Linked DNA regions of Mus musculus: region 2 is linked to region 1. Evidence: chromatin loops called from intact Hi-C (ENCODE). Cell type or tissue: left cerebral cortex. All regions are shown on one strand.

Region 1 (8,000 bases):
AATATGCTATTATTAAAACAGGAAGATGATTAGTAATAGGATAATTTGGTTTTTTTTTAAACAAATGTGTAACCAAAAGCAGGGGCCATAGAGTTTGTTACTGAGTAAGAAAAACTTCATGAAGGTACAAATAATTTCTCTTCTCATAGGCTGATATTCAAGAGCAAGTTTCAAAGCCCCAGAGAAAGGTGTGTTGGAATCACACTGGGATCATTTGGAGGCTAAGATGAGGGCAAGTCTGATGATTCACTGCAGTAGAGGCCTGCTCACACAGAATAAATAGGATTGACATAATCCAAGTTTAGGTTTAGGGTATGATTATGAAAATACCTAAGGTTGGACTTTCATTGTCTAGCAAAGAAGTGAACTGTTTTGTCAATGAGTTAGGGTCCTAGACAGAATCTTCAGCCCCATGTTTCAGTGGTGAATGACATGGTAAAAATCAATAGTCAAGGCATATCCCTGCTTTATGGATACAATGAAAGATGTGAAAAGGGGACTTAGGAAGGAAACTGTTCCATAGTAGGTGTCCTAGAGGTAACGCATCTGACCTTTAATGGAATCAGGATTAGGTGACAATATCTGGTATGCCCACTGATATCCAAACATAAGTAAGGGACTAGGAGTAGGCTAACAAATCAACTTAACCGTGCCAAGTAAAACAAAAGCCAGAACTAAGCGTGCGGCAGAACCTTGAAAGAGTAACCCAGTCAAGGTTCTCAGGTACGCTGCCAGGTGGCCTTGCTTGGCGTAGCTTCTAAGGACGGAGCTGGCGAAGGATCTGCCTGGCTTCCACTACCCAGTGTGCCTGTGTACCTGACCACTGAGCCCCAGGTGTTGCACTTCCAGGCAGCACGGGAGCAGCAACTTTGCACTGACCAGTTTGGAGGCTCTTTTGAGACTGTATGTCATCAACAGATATGAGAACATGCCGCATAAATGAAATCAGCTGTGGCGCCCGTTCTACTCAGTGTATCCCCGTGTCCTGGAGATGCGATGGTGAAAATGATTGTGACAATGGAGAAGATGAAGAAAACTGTGGTAAGAAGACCAGTGTGCAGTGGCATATCCCAGAGACCCTTTTCCTAAAGAAAGGCAGGCAAGGGATGCTAACTTAAGCCTGAAGACCCAGTGCCGCTGACCCACTTTGCAGTGGCTTTGCTGTCTGCTCAATATTTGTCCTTCCTAACCACCATAAAACTGTGAAAGGCCTTTTCCTGCTGATTGGCCATTGCCTGGTATGTCTTCCAGGCAGATAGAAGCAATCAGAGAAGTCATCTTGGTGCTTACATTCAGCATAGTTCAGCATAGTACATTTAGCACAGCCTAGTAAGGTTGCAGCGATGTGGGCTTTTGTCTTTTATGACAGTAACTCATGGGCCTTTCTTACAGTGGCTCAATAAAACTAGAAAGTGATGGGACCAACAGACACATTCCTAGGTTTAGTTAGATTAGCTTCTTGGAATAAGGTACATGAGTATGAGACAAACATTTCCACCAACTGGAATCTATGGCTAAGTTAGCTGAGAAACATGACCTATCATGTTGCCAGCAAATACAAAGCCTACCTGACCTTTGTGTTCTATTACGATGCCTATCTCTGAATGCTAGTGCTGTTTCCTATTCTTTCATGCTTATATTCTTGGAAAGTCTAGAATCAAGTGTTCCATGTTAAAGGCGAGGCCCTGGAGAAAATCTGCGGGTTAAATAAACATGACCCTGACTTCTTTCAAACTACTACCCCTTTAAGACCCCCCCCCTATAACCTGAGTTTGATGAGTTTAATGAGGACAGGCTGCAGTAGTATCCAAGGGAGCTCAGGGTCCTTGCAGGTCAAACACTAGTCTGGCAGGTTCAAGTCATTTTGTGATTGTAATACCACTGCACCTAGTCCAAGGAGTTTCACGTTCAGTCACAGACCTGAGCTTCATACTTTGCCATGGTGAGCCCTGGAGCTGCCATACATTTTCCCTCGAAAATCTACACTTTGCTTCCCAAGAGAGTTGTGGTCTCCTGTCCAATTACCACCAAATTATAACCTTGGTATGTTTGGCAGGAATTTAAATCAAAATCTAAACTGGCTACTGTGAATACCTTGTCATCAATAGCATGCGGGGTTGCTAGGCTATGATTCTAGTCCTAGCAGGAACATTTCCTAAAAATAAAAAATAAAAATTATTAAGTTGGTATTCCTAATGTTTATTTAAAAGACTCAAAAGGAAGGAACCATGTAGAGTGTTCTTTGGTTTGTTTCTTTTTGGAGAGTGCCTTATTTTCCATTATACCTTGCCCATATAGCTGATGTATATTCTCAGCTAGTGATATGACTTCAGCTGACATGCAATAGGTTGGTCTAGGTATAAACGCTGCCTTCCAAAATGAAATACCCAAGGCCAGCTTAAGCTTTTGAACACTGTCCCTTTAAGTGTCAGTTGTGGGTCTCATCTCGAATTAGTTTCGAGCCTTCTACTGTTTTCTTGGTCCTTTATTTCTGCTCTTACACATAGTATGGCTGCATCTTATTTTATACTGTGAAACTGTTTTGTCATATTTCAGAAACTCGTTCTCAATATAACAGCACTGTAGCTTTACAATTAGAAAGCTAAAGTTACTCATCGAAGATGAATATATTTGATTTGGTGATGAGAGGCTTGTATGTTGTCTTTTTGTTTGTATGTTTGTTTTTTTATAAGTGCTGATGTACTTTCAATGGGCATCCTCCCTCTAACAGGCAACATAACATGTAGTGCAGATGAGTTCACTTGCTCCAGTGGCCGCTGCGTCTCCAGAAACTTTGTGTGCAATGGCCAGGATGACTGTGACGATGGCAGTGATGAGCTGGACTGTGCTCCACCAACCTGCGGAGCCCACGAGTTCCAGTGCAGCACCTCTTCCTGCATTCCCCTCAGCTGGGTGTGTGATGATGACGCAGACTGTTCAGACCAATCAGACGAGTCTCTTGAGCAGTGTGGCCGTCAGCCTGTGATACATACCAAATGTCCTACCAGTGAGATCCAGTGTGGCTCTGGCGAGTGCATTCACAAAAAATGGCGGTGTGACGGAGACCCTGACTGCAAGGACGGCAGCGATGAGGTCAACTGCCGTAAGTAACTTTCCAGTTCAATTCCATGCGCCAACCGGAAGCCATTTGGCTGACTTCATTCCATCATTGTTACCTTCTTTCGTAGCTTCTCGAACCTGCCGACCTGACCAGTTTGAATGTGAAGATGGTAGCTGTATCCACGGCAGCAGGCAATGCAATGGCATCCGAGACTGTGTTGATGGCTCTGATGAAGTCAACTGCAAAAACGGTGAGGTTCTTTCTCCATTGTGTTTGGTTAGGCTATTGGCTACTCCTGTCAGAACAGCAGTGGAACTTTTCTCCTGTGTTTGAATTTATAGTCAATCAGTGCCTGGGCCCTGGAAAGTTCAAGTGCAGAAGCGGGGAATGCATAGACATGAGCAAAGTATGTGACCAGGAACAAGACTGCAGAGACTGGAGTGACGAGCCCCTGAAGGAATGCCGTAAGTGAGAGGGAGGCTTGCTCGGGGCCAGAGCTGAGAGGTTCCATTCAGCCCTAATGCTGTTTTGGACACAGCTTAGTTCTCTGTTGAACTCAGAATGAGCTAATTTTTAATAGTTAAGCTTGAAGATAAAGTATTTCAAAGTGGAATTTTAGCCCATGACAAACTAACTCAGGGTTGAGAAACCCCTTAAGATAGCTAAAAGTCATAGCAAAACTTGAGTAAATCCTTAATAACTAACTACCATCCAGCCTGAAATGTATATCTCCCAAACACATAATAAAATCTTTGAAAGGCCATCACCAATAGCCGGAGACTGAATGTGAATAAGACAACTATCAATTAAGAATAAGATGTCGCCAGGCGGTGGTGGTGCATGCCTTTAATCCCAGCACTTGGGAGGCAGAGGCAGGCGGATTTCTGAGTTCGAGGCCAGCCTGGTCTACAGAGTGAGTTCCAGGACAGCCAGGGCTATACAGAGAAACTCTGTCTCAAAAAACAAAACGAACAAACAAACAAACAAAAGCAAAACAAAAGAATAAGATGTCATACTAATTTGGACTCTGGGTTTATAAAACAGAAAACAAAATGACCACTAGGAAATTGGGAGGGAGATGTTTGTGCAGCATCTTCAGAGAGTTGGGTGGAGTGTCATGTTGGATATGATCAAAATACATTGTATCTGTATGTGGAAGTCTCAAAGAATAAATCTAAAACATTGTATTCAAAGCAAATAAATAAGCTATCAGATGACTCTGCTACCCTTTTATTCCAGATATCAACGAATGCCTGGTCAATAATGGTGGCTGTTCCCATATCTGCAAAGACCTAGTTATAGGTTATGAGTGTGATTGTGCAGCTGGGTTTGAACTGATAGATAGGAAAACCTGTGGAGGTGAGTTGAAGCAAAGAGCCTGGCCCCTGGCGGACACGGGAAAGGGCAACATACATCTAGTGAGGCATAGGAAGAACAAGACTAATTCTAATTTCCCTCCTAGATATTGATGAATGCCAAAACCCGGGGATCTGCAGTCAAATTTGTATCAACTTAAAAGGCGGTTACAAGTGTGAATGTAGTCGTGGCTATCAAATGGATCTTGCCACTGGCGTGTGCAAGGCAGTAGGTAAATAGACTTGGGCTGGTGTTGCTCTGGTACCTTTTTGAGTTAGTGATTCTAAAAGGTACAGTTGGTGACTGCAGCAGTCAACCTACACATAAAGTCACACCCCAGAGCAATGCTATTAAACTCTGAGTGCAGCAGGATAGCTGAAAATAAACCATCTTCCCACACATCTGCCTTGGTCCTTCCTTTTGCATAGGATACTGTGAATAGTCACCGTAGTTTCTTCCTTTCTGCTTCTAAAACTGAGCACAATTCAAACAAGTAACTTGTTTATCAGCCACCCTACTTTCGGATGCTGTAACCCCAAGACTGCCTTCCTAAACAGGGTGGAAATACTTGCAGGTCCTAGGGGAGGGGAGGGGTGCCTGGAAATCCAGGCTGGATACTACTGAGATGTTCAGCAGTATCTTTACAAGTGGTCCTCTGTGGAGAGGAGATGACTTAGAGGATCTTGCCTTCGAGCAAAACTAAATCAACCTGGCTTATGTCTTGCAGGCAAAGAGCCGAGTCTGATCTTCACTAATCGAAGAGACATCAGGAAGATTGGCCTAGAGAGAAAGGAATACATCCAACTTGTAGAGCAACTAAGGAACACGGTGGCTCTCGATGCGGACATTGCAGCTCAGAAGCTGTTTTGGGCTGATCTCAGCCAGAAGGCCATCTTCAGGTAACTTCCACTTGCACCCCTGATGTCTGGGAATCTACGTCACTGTCATTAGGTCTGTGGAAAGGATTGGAGTATGCATGGGTCTTCTCTTGTCTGTGACTCCTATCTACCATCTACTTAGCTAGGAGTTTTAAATTCAACACTGATTTATTTTTAGCTATTAAATGATCACCAGAAGTTACCTTGATAATCATTGATCATGATGTAAAAGGTGCCTATGCCTGAATATGACATCAGAATTTCTCCCCTTTTGTGGTTGTGAACTGAATTGTCTTGCTACAAACAGAAATGATAGCAGCAGCTTTCCCTCAGTTGACACCGTAGACCCAAGATGATGGCTACTGAGTTGAATATCTCTTTTCAAATTTTGCTGGGCTTTGAGCTCGTATCTAGAGTTCATATCCACAACTAGATAAGCTAAAGTATTACTAATTTTCCATCCCCAAGCAACATGGCTGAATAATTTCTGTGCTGAGCGATGGGGTTCCTAGAGTCTTTTCAGAGTAAAGTCCTTAAACATTTTGTAAGCAGAAAAGTCCATTTTGCAGGGTCCAATGGTGACAACTTTTAAATCTCTTGTGACCTATTCTGTTTCAGTGCCTCAATTGATGACAAGGTTGGTAGACATTTTAAAATGATCGACAATGTCTATAATCCTGCAGCCATTGCTGTTGATTGGGTGTACAAGACCATCTACTGGACTGATGCGGCTTCTAAGACTATTTCAGTAGCTACCCTAGACGGAGCCAAGAGGAAGTTCCTGTTTAATTCTGACTTGCGAGAGCCTGCCTCCATAGCTGTGGATCCGTTGTCGGGGTTTGTATTCTATGTTTTCCTTCACTTAGCCTTTTTGGGTGCAAGCCACAGAGGTTGAGAGCTTTTCTCAAAAAGAGCTCACTTGTCATAAGAATTCCCAGAAACAGAATTAGCTGGTTCAAGACATCAAGGACAGTGTTCATTGCCTGCCCCCCTTTCTCCTTTACACCCCCCCCATTAATTCTCTTTCTTCCCTGATCTCATGTCTCTATTCCTCTCTCTCTCTCTCTCTCTCTCTCTCTCTCTCTCTCTCTCTCTCTCTCTCTCTCACACACACACACACACACACATACACACACACACACACACAATTTATCTTTATAAAGTCTAGGATCTATAAATTTGTTGGCATCTTTCAGTGCTTAATATGATCACCTACAGTTGCCTCCATTTTCCTGAAAATTACTTCTTCTTCTTCTTCTTCTTCTTCTTCTTCTTCTTCTTCTTCTTCTTCTTCTTCTTCTTCTTCTTCTTCTTCTTCTTCTTCTTCTTCTTCTTCTTCTTCTCTATGGCTAACTAAAATTCCATTGTGTACCTGATAAATTTGAATGAAAATATTCTCTTGAAACCAATCATGATACATAATGAATGTGTACTAATGAAAATAATGCTGTGAGTGACAAAATATGGAGCCTCCCTGGGCAGCTCTTGTATGTGATGGGCCCTCCTCCCAGTCTCACTCCTTCTTAAGCCAGCTGTTTGGTGGCAATAGCAATGCTGTAGATTTCATGTAATACATAAACCTAAAGCCATATCTGAACCCTTTATCCACCCAACTTTCTCTCTCTCTCTCCCTCTCCCTCTCCCTCTCCCTCTCCCTCTCCCTCTCCCTCTCCCTCTCCCTCTCTCTCTCTCTCTCTCTCTCTCTCTCTCTCTCTCTCTCTCTCTCTCTCTGTGTGTGTGTGTGTGTGTGTGTGTGTGTTGGGGGGAGGGTTAGAGGGTGGAGAGACAGAGAGATAGATAGAGAGAGACACTTTACTGGGTTAGTTAGCTGTGGGTGCTCAAATCTAGGACTTGCAGGAAATGGGATTTGCATAACCCTGTCCCCTCAACGGCTTCTATTTAAAAATGCAGATTACGTGAAAGTTCAATTGAGAGGAACAGATTTTTGTCAAAATGTTTCACTGAGGCAGGCTGCTTAGATAGTTGACTGCAGTGATCACAATTGGTCCCTATGAATATCATTAGAACATAATCCCCAAGCTCTTCTTATAGAGCTTACAGTAAAACATCTCCTTCGTGGTTCTGAAAGAATGTGCCTTTGAAAAGGAAATGGTACTTTGGACTGATAGTTACATATCAGATCAACGCAGAATAACATGGCTATGACTTGGAAATTATATTATTGTCTCCGATAGTCCTGAGGAGTAGACCTAGAGCCTCACACATGGTGGGCCAAATGTTCTACCACTGAGCTGTGTCTCCAACCCTTGTGAATTCCGACTGTTAAGTTTAATTCACTCAAAACATAATTAGAGTCTTAAGCATCAGCATTTATCTCAAGAGCCTCAAGCTTAAGGGTTTCCTGATCATTCTTTAAGCTTTTGTTCTAAGGTAAAACTTTATTCCTTCTAATCCATTAAGACACTTCTCTGATTTCACTCTTCCCAGCTTTGTTTACTGGTCAGACTGGGGCGAGCCAGCTAAAATAGAAAAAGCAGGAATGAATGGATTTGATAGACGTCCTCTGGTGACGGAGGACATCCAATGGCCTAATGGAATTACACTCGGTATGTATGTCCTTCCCTGTTACTGACTAGTTAACTACCTTTATAATTTTTAAATGCATGCCCGATATAAATTTGAAATGATTCTTCTAGTCCCACCTATAGCAGAAACTTGGGGAGAAAGTAGCTAAACAAAAATGG
Region 2 (8,000 bases), 160 kb after region 1:
GTCCCAAAAGAAAACACAAATTCTAACTAAAATGTAAACAGGCAGGGAAATTTGGCAAACAAATTCTACTCAACTGTCCAGCAAACATGAAGACTACCTTTGAAGCCACACAACAGTTGAACTTCTGTTTAGAACCTTAAACACTATGTATCTCCATATAGTTCCAGGCAAAGCTCCACAAGAAGCACACTGGATCATTCGTATGTCTGATCTACCCAAGGGAGTGCTGACTGATAAGCAAACTTTACCCATTAATTTCATAGCATCACTGAAATTTCCACTTGGTTGGGCAGAATGAAAGCATGTGTCAGTAGGCGTTAACATTCCAAAGGCCTGGTAAGGAAATGCAAGTCAAAAAAGTTCCTGTTGCAGCTAATGGGTTCTGACTCCTTAACATCCCCTCAAATATTAACTCATTTTACTAAGAAACAGACAGCTGAATATACATGTAATAACATACAATCAAATAAAATGACTGGTTTAAAAATGAATTCTCATGTATCTACAGTAGATCAAATCATATACTAGAATACTGAGCCTAGTTTACAAGTTACAGTAAGGCTAGACAGCAAGTTCCACATATAAGGTGGAAGCTTCAAACCGGTAAAAAAAAAAAGCTTCTCACTGTCGGTACATGTGCTGGCTAGTATTGTCAACTTGAAAAGGAAATCTCAAATGAAGAATTGCCTCCAACAGACTGGCCATGGGTCGCTTTCTTGTTAATTGATGTAGGAGGGCTCAGCAAACTGTGACAAGTGCCATCCCCAGCAAACTGTGACAAGTGCCATCCCCAGTAGGTGGTCTTAGTCCAGGCAAGAAAAGCAGCTGCAGGTGAACCTGGGAGCAAACTAGCAAGGAATCGGCATCTGCCCACAGTCTCAGCCCATGCCTTAAACTTTGCCTTGGCTTTGCTCAGTGATGGATTCTGATCCAGGAGTTCTAAGATAAAATAAGCTCCCCAAGGCTGATCTTGGCTAGTTTTGTATAAATGAGAAGCAAACCAGGATAGCAACACAGCAGAAAACCAGTAACAGCACACAGATATTATAAAATGAACATTTTAAACAATGATCCATACATTATAAACTCAACATAACCAATTCCAGAGAGCAGTCTATAACTTGGCCTCCATTTCCATATCATCAACTTCTTGTACTTTAACAAATCTCTATCAATCTGGAAATCACTAAAGACAACAAAATAAACTATAAAGTTAGGCTTGGCTTAAACAGCTCTGTGACAGTTTCCACAGGCATGCATCTTACTCATTAAGAAAAAAATATAACTACATTTTGGTCAAATCTACAAATGTAGTAAAACTGTAAACATAAATTTCTGTGACCCCTGACACCCAAAGATGACACTTAAATCTGAGGACTGAAGAGCTGTATTTGCTTAAAGAAAAGTTTAGGGCTGGCGAGATGGCTCAGTGGGTAAGAGCACTGACTGCTCTTCCAAAGGTCCTGAGTTCAAATCCCAGCAACCACATGGTGGCTCACAACCACCCGTAATGAGATCTGACACCCTCTTCTGGTGTGCCTGATGACAGCTATAGTGTACTTACATAAAATAAATAAATCTTTAAAAAAAGAAAGAAAAGTTTAAGTCGCATCTGTTTACTGTTTTTTGTGCGAGCACACAAAGCTCCTTGCCTCAGCCTGAGAGTATGGGTAAGAGGACAACTTGCAGGAGGAGTTAGTTCTCTCTTTGTATCATGTGGGGCCTGGAGATGCAACTCTGGTAGTCAAGCTTACTGGCAAATGCCTTTGTCTCACCGCCTCTACAAGTACTTTTTCATATTTGTCTAGACTAAGAGTGATGGAGTAATCCCACATTATTGGGAATAAACTCGAGAAAAAGAAAGAAATGAAATAAGTGTCTGTGTGTGTTGCATGACACAGCTACCAACCTGGAAAGAATAATGGCACCTCGGTTGATGCTGGCCCAGGACTTGAGGTTCTTCATACCAACACGCTCTACAAGGGTTTTTGCAAAACAACCTGCAAAGTAGACTGATACTTAGTGGGCGCCACATGCATATCCCCTTAAGTTAATATAAACACTAAAATTCTAGTATAGATCGAGCACTGTGTTAATAAAGCCAAGTTTCTTAACTCTGATGCAACTTCTAAACTATCTTTTAGCAATAATTACCCAAGAAAAACAAATTATTTTTAAAAAGCTTATTTGATCACATCTGTACTTTTGTAATATTTAATGATTTAACCTTGACCAGCAAGTAAATGTTTGACAATATCACTTTACCTGTAGCCAAAATTAGTTCCTACAGAAAAAAAAAATTAACTAGAAGGGACCAGTAACATGGCTAGTGACTAAAGAATGAACATTTTGGCTTACTCGTGGCAATTTCTTTCTACAATGATTTCGTAGCCACCATAGCCTGTTGTCCCAGCTCTGGAGGCTGAGGCAAGAAGACTGCCATGGGTTTCAGGCTATGTGATTCCTCCATCCCAAACACCGTTCATCTGTAACTCTCTTTCCAAGGCCTTAGCCTGTTGTTCCCTGTACCCTCTAGGTGCAGCTCATTCTCAGCCAGTGACTGGGGTTTGGGAAGGAAAGGGTGACCTATGCTGATGGCAACAATCTCACGTAGGTACTGTGTACATATAATAATTCAAAGACACGCATGGAGCACACTTAGCTCTTGTGGTAAACAAGGACAGCTAGTGAGGCTGTTTGCTTTCCAAAGGTGATAAAAACAACATGTTCTCCATGGTGTGCATTTCTAGATGCTGCCAGTCCCCCATTAAGGGTAGAATCTAAGTCTTCTGTTGAATCTGGGTGGTCTCATTGCCTGGACCAACAGAACAGGGTAGAAGTGAGATGAGATGACATCTAAGGACTAATCCTGAGGCCTAAGCATACGTGGGCTGTTTCCTTGGGACGCTCAATCTAAGCACCAACACCCGGGGCTGAGGACCTCAACTCAGACTCCTAGAAACTATGTATGGCTGGAGCTTGTTATTATTATATACCTAATATTCCCAGGTGGGATGAGATGTGGAAACAGGGCCCCTAGGAGCACAGGGGCCAGCTAGCCCAGCATATGGAGTGACAGATCACAAAAGACAAGCTCTGTCTCAAACAAGGTACACTGACAACTGAAGCTGTCCTCTGCACTCTACACATGTGCCACGACATGCTATGTCCATAGTCATACACATACATGCCATAAATAAAAGAATAAAAATAAATAAAAAACAATTAACCACCATGATGTGTGCAGGCCCAAGCAGTCTAGGACGAGGAAGTGCGGCTAACACTGGCGGCCCTGTGGTAGGATGAGGAAGTGCAGCTAACACTGGCAGCCCTGTGGCTGGGCCAGCAACACTGTGTAAACTCCAGTGCCCAACAAGGAGCCTTGAGAGGTAGGGAGAAACAAGCTCCACTAAAGCCGAAATCCTGCTCAGTGAACCACTAAGCCGAGGGAGCTTGTCACACAGCAATACATAACCCGGATAACAGACACTTATTCGTGCTTGAAACAACAACCACTCCAAGCCCACCAGCCATGGTTTAGGGCTTTTGGTGTCTTAATTATAAAAAAATCATTAGAAAAATGTTTGGAAATTGGTAACTTGTCAAACTCACCTAAACAGAGCATCAATGTTTCCAATAATGAAATTGCGGCAGAAACCAGTCCCAGGTCTTTATGTGACAGTACCACCCTCCGCCCTCCACTGGAAACTGTCTCCAAAAACAAATCCATGACCTCAGCTCAAAGCTTTTCCAGCCACCGTAACAGCTCATGGTATTTGCATGGTAGGCAAGCAGTCTACTAGTGAGCTGTAGCCAGCCCTTGACATTTAATCATTACTTACTTATTCACAGGCACGATTTCCACATACTTGGCAAATAGTACCTGAACCTAAATGGTCAGTATAAAGTCAAGGAATGCAAAAACTCCATGTAACACACACACAAAAGATAAGCTGCACAGCCTACCTTCCTTTCCGCTTTCTTTCATCTTTTTATCTTGCTCTAGTAACCATTTGAGAACCAGATGTCCTGCAGGATGCTCAGCAACATGAAGCTACAAGAGAACCCGACACGTTATTGCAGAAGCTAGTAAATATCTCTGGTCCCTGAGCCTATCTTTACCCCACGTGTAGACACAGATGTGGTTACGTTTCAGTTTTAAGAAATCTTAACCCAGGATGCCCATCATATACCTAGGGTGCAACAAGCAGCAAAGTAGAAGATCATAGCCCCTACAAGGTAGTGCAGAAATTAGTTTGTTTGAATAGCAACATACAATGCTCATCTAAAAAATCAGGTAATCTGTCCACTCTTCCCATGGCAACATTGTTCTAAGATACAAAGAAATCTCTGGGGAGAATGCTACATGGCGTTTAAATATTATTCTCTACAGTGACCTAATCAGCAGGCCAAGAAAACATTCTGCAGCTTGCTTGCTGGCCCTACCAACTGTTCCCACAGTAACAGTGGTCTCCCTTCATTTAGGATGAGAACCAATGAGCACTATTTCCATAGAGAGCAGTATTTCATCACATTCATCTGTCTGCTCCAGGAAGGCAGGGGTCTGAGCTTCAGCTGACAGTCCACTTGTCTCTTCCAATCCACGTTGTCAAAAGCATGCCACATGTCAGACATCAGACACTCAATACCAGAATCAAGTGCGGGTGGGGATTAACACTGCTGAGTGCCAGACTAGACCCATGGCTAAAGGGAATTAGACATGGAATGAATAACTGTGCTGTGAAAAAGATTCTAACTACTTACTCAACAGGTAGCCCCAACTTGTTTCCTCTAAAGGCTCCACTGTGGTCTCCGGGGCTACATCCTCAAGGCTTTAAGTAACCCTCGCCATCCAGTCACTCTTGCTAGACTGGTGTGGACGCAGGTGTGCCTCAGACCAATTTTCGCTAATGACATGGCAGGAAAGCCTGGCTAGAGATGGTCTTCCCTGACAAGAAAAGGCCTCCTTGCTCTTGCTTTCCTTCCTGCCTGAGAGCCTGATGTGAGCAAGTGCTGCGGCTATGGAAGCTGGCCTGAACTAGAACACACAGGGAAAGAGGGCAGGGCAAAGGAGCCCAACAGGGGAGGCTGACTGCCCTGTGCAGCACACAGCCTTTGTACTGTGACGACTCAGTGCTGCTACCACAAGGCATTCCATTATGTGTAGTTTACTGTCACCAGAACTACATCACTAGTTTAAAGTCCCTTGGACGGAACTAAAATGCAGCTGTTAGCATTCAGCTAACATAAAGGTGTGCATAAAAGTGACACGTACACTTCTGTCCAATGGATTCCAAACTCGAAGGGCAGGGACTGTCATTTCATCTATCGAGTATCTCTTTAAGCATTCCTGACAGATTTATTGCCTTTTCGATTAATGAATGAAAGGCTTAACTTGAACAGCTTATTTTATATCCTTGAGCAATGCCAGCGATCATAATGAAAGGCTATTCTATTTAGCACATAAAGGCTTTTGTGAGACTAACTGACAGTAGAGGTCAAAGATCCAAATAAATAAATAAATAAAATAAAATAAAATTGGTGGTTGCCTGTAACCAGCTGCTAGTTCAGAGCTCCCGGGTCTTACAAGGCAGCACAGGACAAAGGCAGTCCGATCGATCGGCGGCCCCTGCCTTCTGCTTGTGGCCGGCTGATTTGCAAACACGAGTCTTGAGCTCCCAATGCTCCCCTCCTCAGAGCTGCGGTATGGCTCCCTGCAGCCCACGCTCTTCTCCACCATTCTTGACTGAGCTGCTAACCCTTCAGGGCCCAGTGTAGCCTTTTCCAATTCCAGGAAGGCTACCTGGGGACATGCTGTTCTTATACAACCCCTTAGAATCCACAGTTGTCCTTCAGTTTTTGTTTCTATGTTAACTTAAATAATTACTTTCCTTAAATTGCATGTCTTCCGAAAGCTTTGGGGTGCAGCAGAGGACGGTGTTGCCTGCGGTACAGCACTAACAAGGCACACACAATCAGTGAACTTCAGATGCAACGTAGAATCACACCATGCCCATGTAACTACAAACAAGAAGGAACAACTGTTCTGTCTGAGACAGCCTCACCCAGCTCAGTCAGGCCCTCCACTTCATGTGTAGGAGAATGACCTTGAACTCCTATTTCTCCTACCTCAATCTCTCAAGTCTAAAGCCTAGGTTTGTGGTTATGCACCCGGCTGAGTGAGTCTTTTTTAATGAGTCAAACAAAATTAGGGAAGACTTCAAGGAGAACTATGGGCACTGGAATGCATTAGGCTTTGAATGGATGGAGCACAGGACAAACAGCACTTCACACCACAGGAAGCAGCTGCCACAGCAAGCATGGACTACTCTGGAAAGGTAGTGAAGGGGCAATCACAGATAACCATAAGTCATAGCACATGTCTGTAGGCACTACAGGATCTCTGCATTCTGGGGAAGACAAGTGCTACCACCGGCACTCTGAGTTACCGTTTTTAAATGTACTACTGGCATGACTGTTGACCCTCTGCAGAATCCACATCTGGAGATACTATAGGCCCTGGGGCTCTCCTACTATAATCACAGTACATCACCTCTCCGTCCTTGCCACCAGGATGCAGTTCTGCTGCTGCCAAACTGGCGATGGCATCCATAGCAGGCTGAACATCTCCAGTAGCAGATCCCAGCATGTCAGACACCAGCACACATGCAGACTTATCCAGCACCACCTCTTGAGTGTGTCCTTGCAGGTAGCTCAGCAAAGCTGGAGAGATGGACTCCAAGAGCTCACGCCGGCGGATTGCAGTGTCCTTCTTGCTGTCGGAATATGTTGAGTGAGGTGGTAAGCTAAGTGACCAGTCTTGTTATCACAAACCTCCAGGAGCTTATCATAACCCAGGGCACTATCTCCTGTAACTGTCAGTCCTGCCGAGCATGTGGACAGTGAGTGAGTCAAGGGCAGACTAGGTGTCATCTTTCCATCCCCAGGATCTGAACACTATCTGGCATGGAGCAAGACTTCAATAAAGGAAGCTGCTTTCTACACCACAGTCACAAACGAGTAACCAACCATTCCCAATCCTGCCAATCTTCAACCAAGTAGTGGCAAGTCATCATGTGAGACAGGACGTGTTCAGAGTACTTTATAGATGCTCTCAGGACATTTAAGTATAAGATACTGACAACTCTGAAAGTAAAGTAAAACAAAAAGCAAACTATTCACTTGAATGCCTACTGTGTGCCAGGTTCAGCTGTGTTCTTTCAGCCAGATACTGCCATTTCCTTCAAAGTAAGCTCTTGAGACTATGGAATTCACTAAGAAGTCTTAGGGAAATGGAGGGAGAGAGGGAGGCATCTAGAGGATTTCTTGGAGTCATGAGCTGGCCTTCACCTGTGCGCGTTGCCATCACCCTTCTGCAGAAGCTCGATGAGCTCGGGCACCGTGTGGGCGGGGTCTCTGGGGCTCATCAAGTACAAGAGGACTTTCCTTCCGTATTTGTCATTAACTATGCTGGGCAAGGAACTGATGATTTCCTAGATAATGGAAACAAAAACGTCCACTGTTTATTATATTCCCAGAGTTCCGCTGAGATTTGATGGGGATGAAGAACACACCCTGGGTATTTTCCTCACTCCACTCACATCACTTGTGACGTCAATTCTGACATGTCTTATCAAAGCACAAAGAATTACTTTCAGAACTGTTCATTCTCTGCTGTGGTGGCCATTATTGAACAATCTGTTTGAACTAACTGATCAAACCCAAGGACTTTTTAAAGTTAGAAGAGCTACCTCCACTCATTGTGAGTATGGGTCAGGCCGCTATTACTAAGGACAGCACCTACTGCGATCTGAGTGGACAGTCAATCTGCAGGAGACTTAATGTAGCATGAGCCTTGATGAAGCACGGACCTCAGAACCTCCCTGCTGAGCCAGGAGACAGGAAGCTGCTCTGCTAATCACAAAGAGTATGAAGGCTTAGCTAGGTTGCTTATTCATAGCAAAAGAAGGCTGTTTACTGCAGTAAAAAATACACACAGG

Evidence for each region. A loop is a pair of places that touch in the nucleus more often than their neighbours do. Peaks named below come from ENCODE experiments on the same cell type or tissue, not always from the same donor. Only the 100,000 strongest peaks of a DNase experiment are listed, where the experiment ranks them.
Region 2: it touches region 1 in a loop (2.2-fold over the local background); 4 of 42 quality-filtered maps call a loop at or near these places.

The regions. Positions count from the first base shown.
Region 1 is chr19:27,235,322-27,243,321 of GRCm38, forward strand. It overlaps Vldlr (very low density lipoprotein receptor), which reads left to right. Exons shown (of 18, transcript NM_001161420.1): 4 at 919-1,041; 5 at 2,732-3,103; 6 at 3,189-3,311; 7 at 3,403-3,525; 8 at 4,301-4,420; 9 at 4,524-4,649; 10 at 5,145-5,316; 11 at 5,914-6,132; 12 at 7,744-7,862. The region is part of intron 3 of Gm35438 (a long non-coding RNA gene); the gene reads right to left. Among named protein-coding and RNA genes, the nearest start is that of Vldlr, 22 kb to the left of the region's middle. In left cerebral cortex, no CTCF peak of the experiment used is centred here; a DNase peak (open chromatin) is centred at 4,790.
Region 2 is chr19:27,392,329-27,400,328 of GRCm38, forward strand. It overlaps Pum3 (pumilio RNA-binding family member 3), which reads right to left. Exons shown (of 18, transcript NM_177474.5): 14 at 7,351-7,493; 15 at 6,554-6,776; 16 at 3,967-4,054; 17 at 1,910-2,000. Among named protein-coding and RNA genes, the nearest start is that of Pum3, 34 kb to the right of the region's middle. In left cerebral cortex, a CTCF peak has its summit at 3,290; no DNase peak of the experiment used is centred here.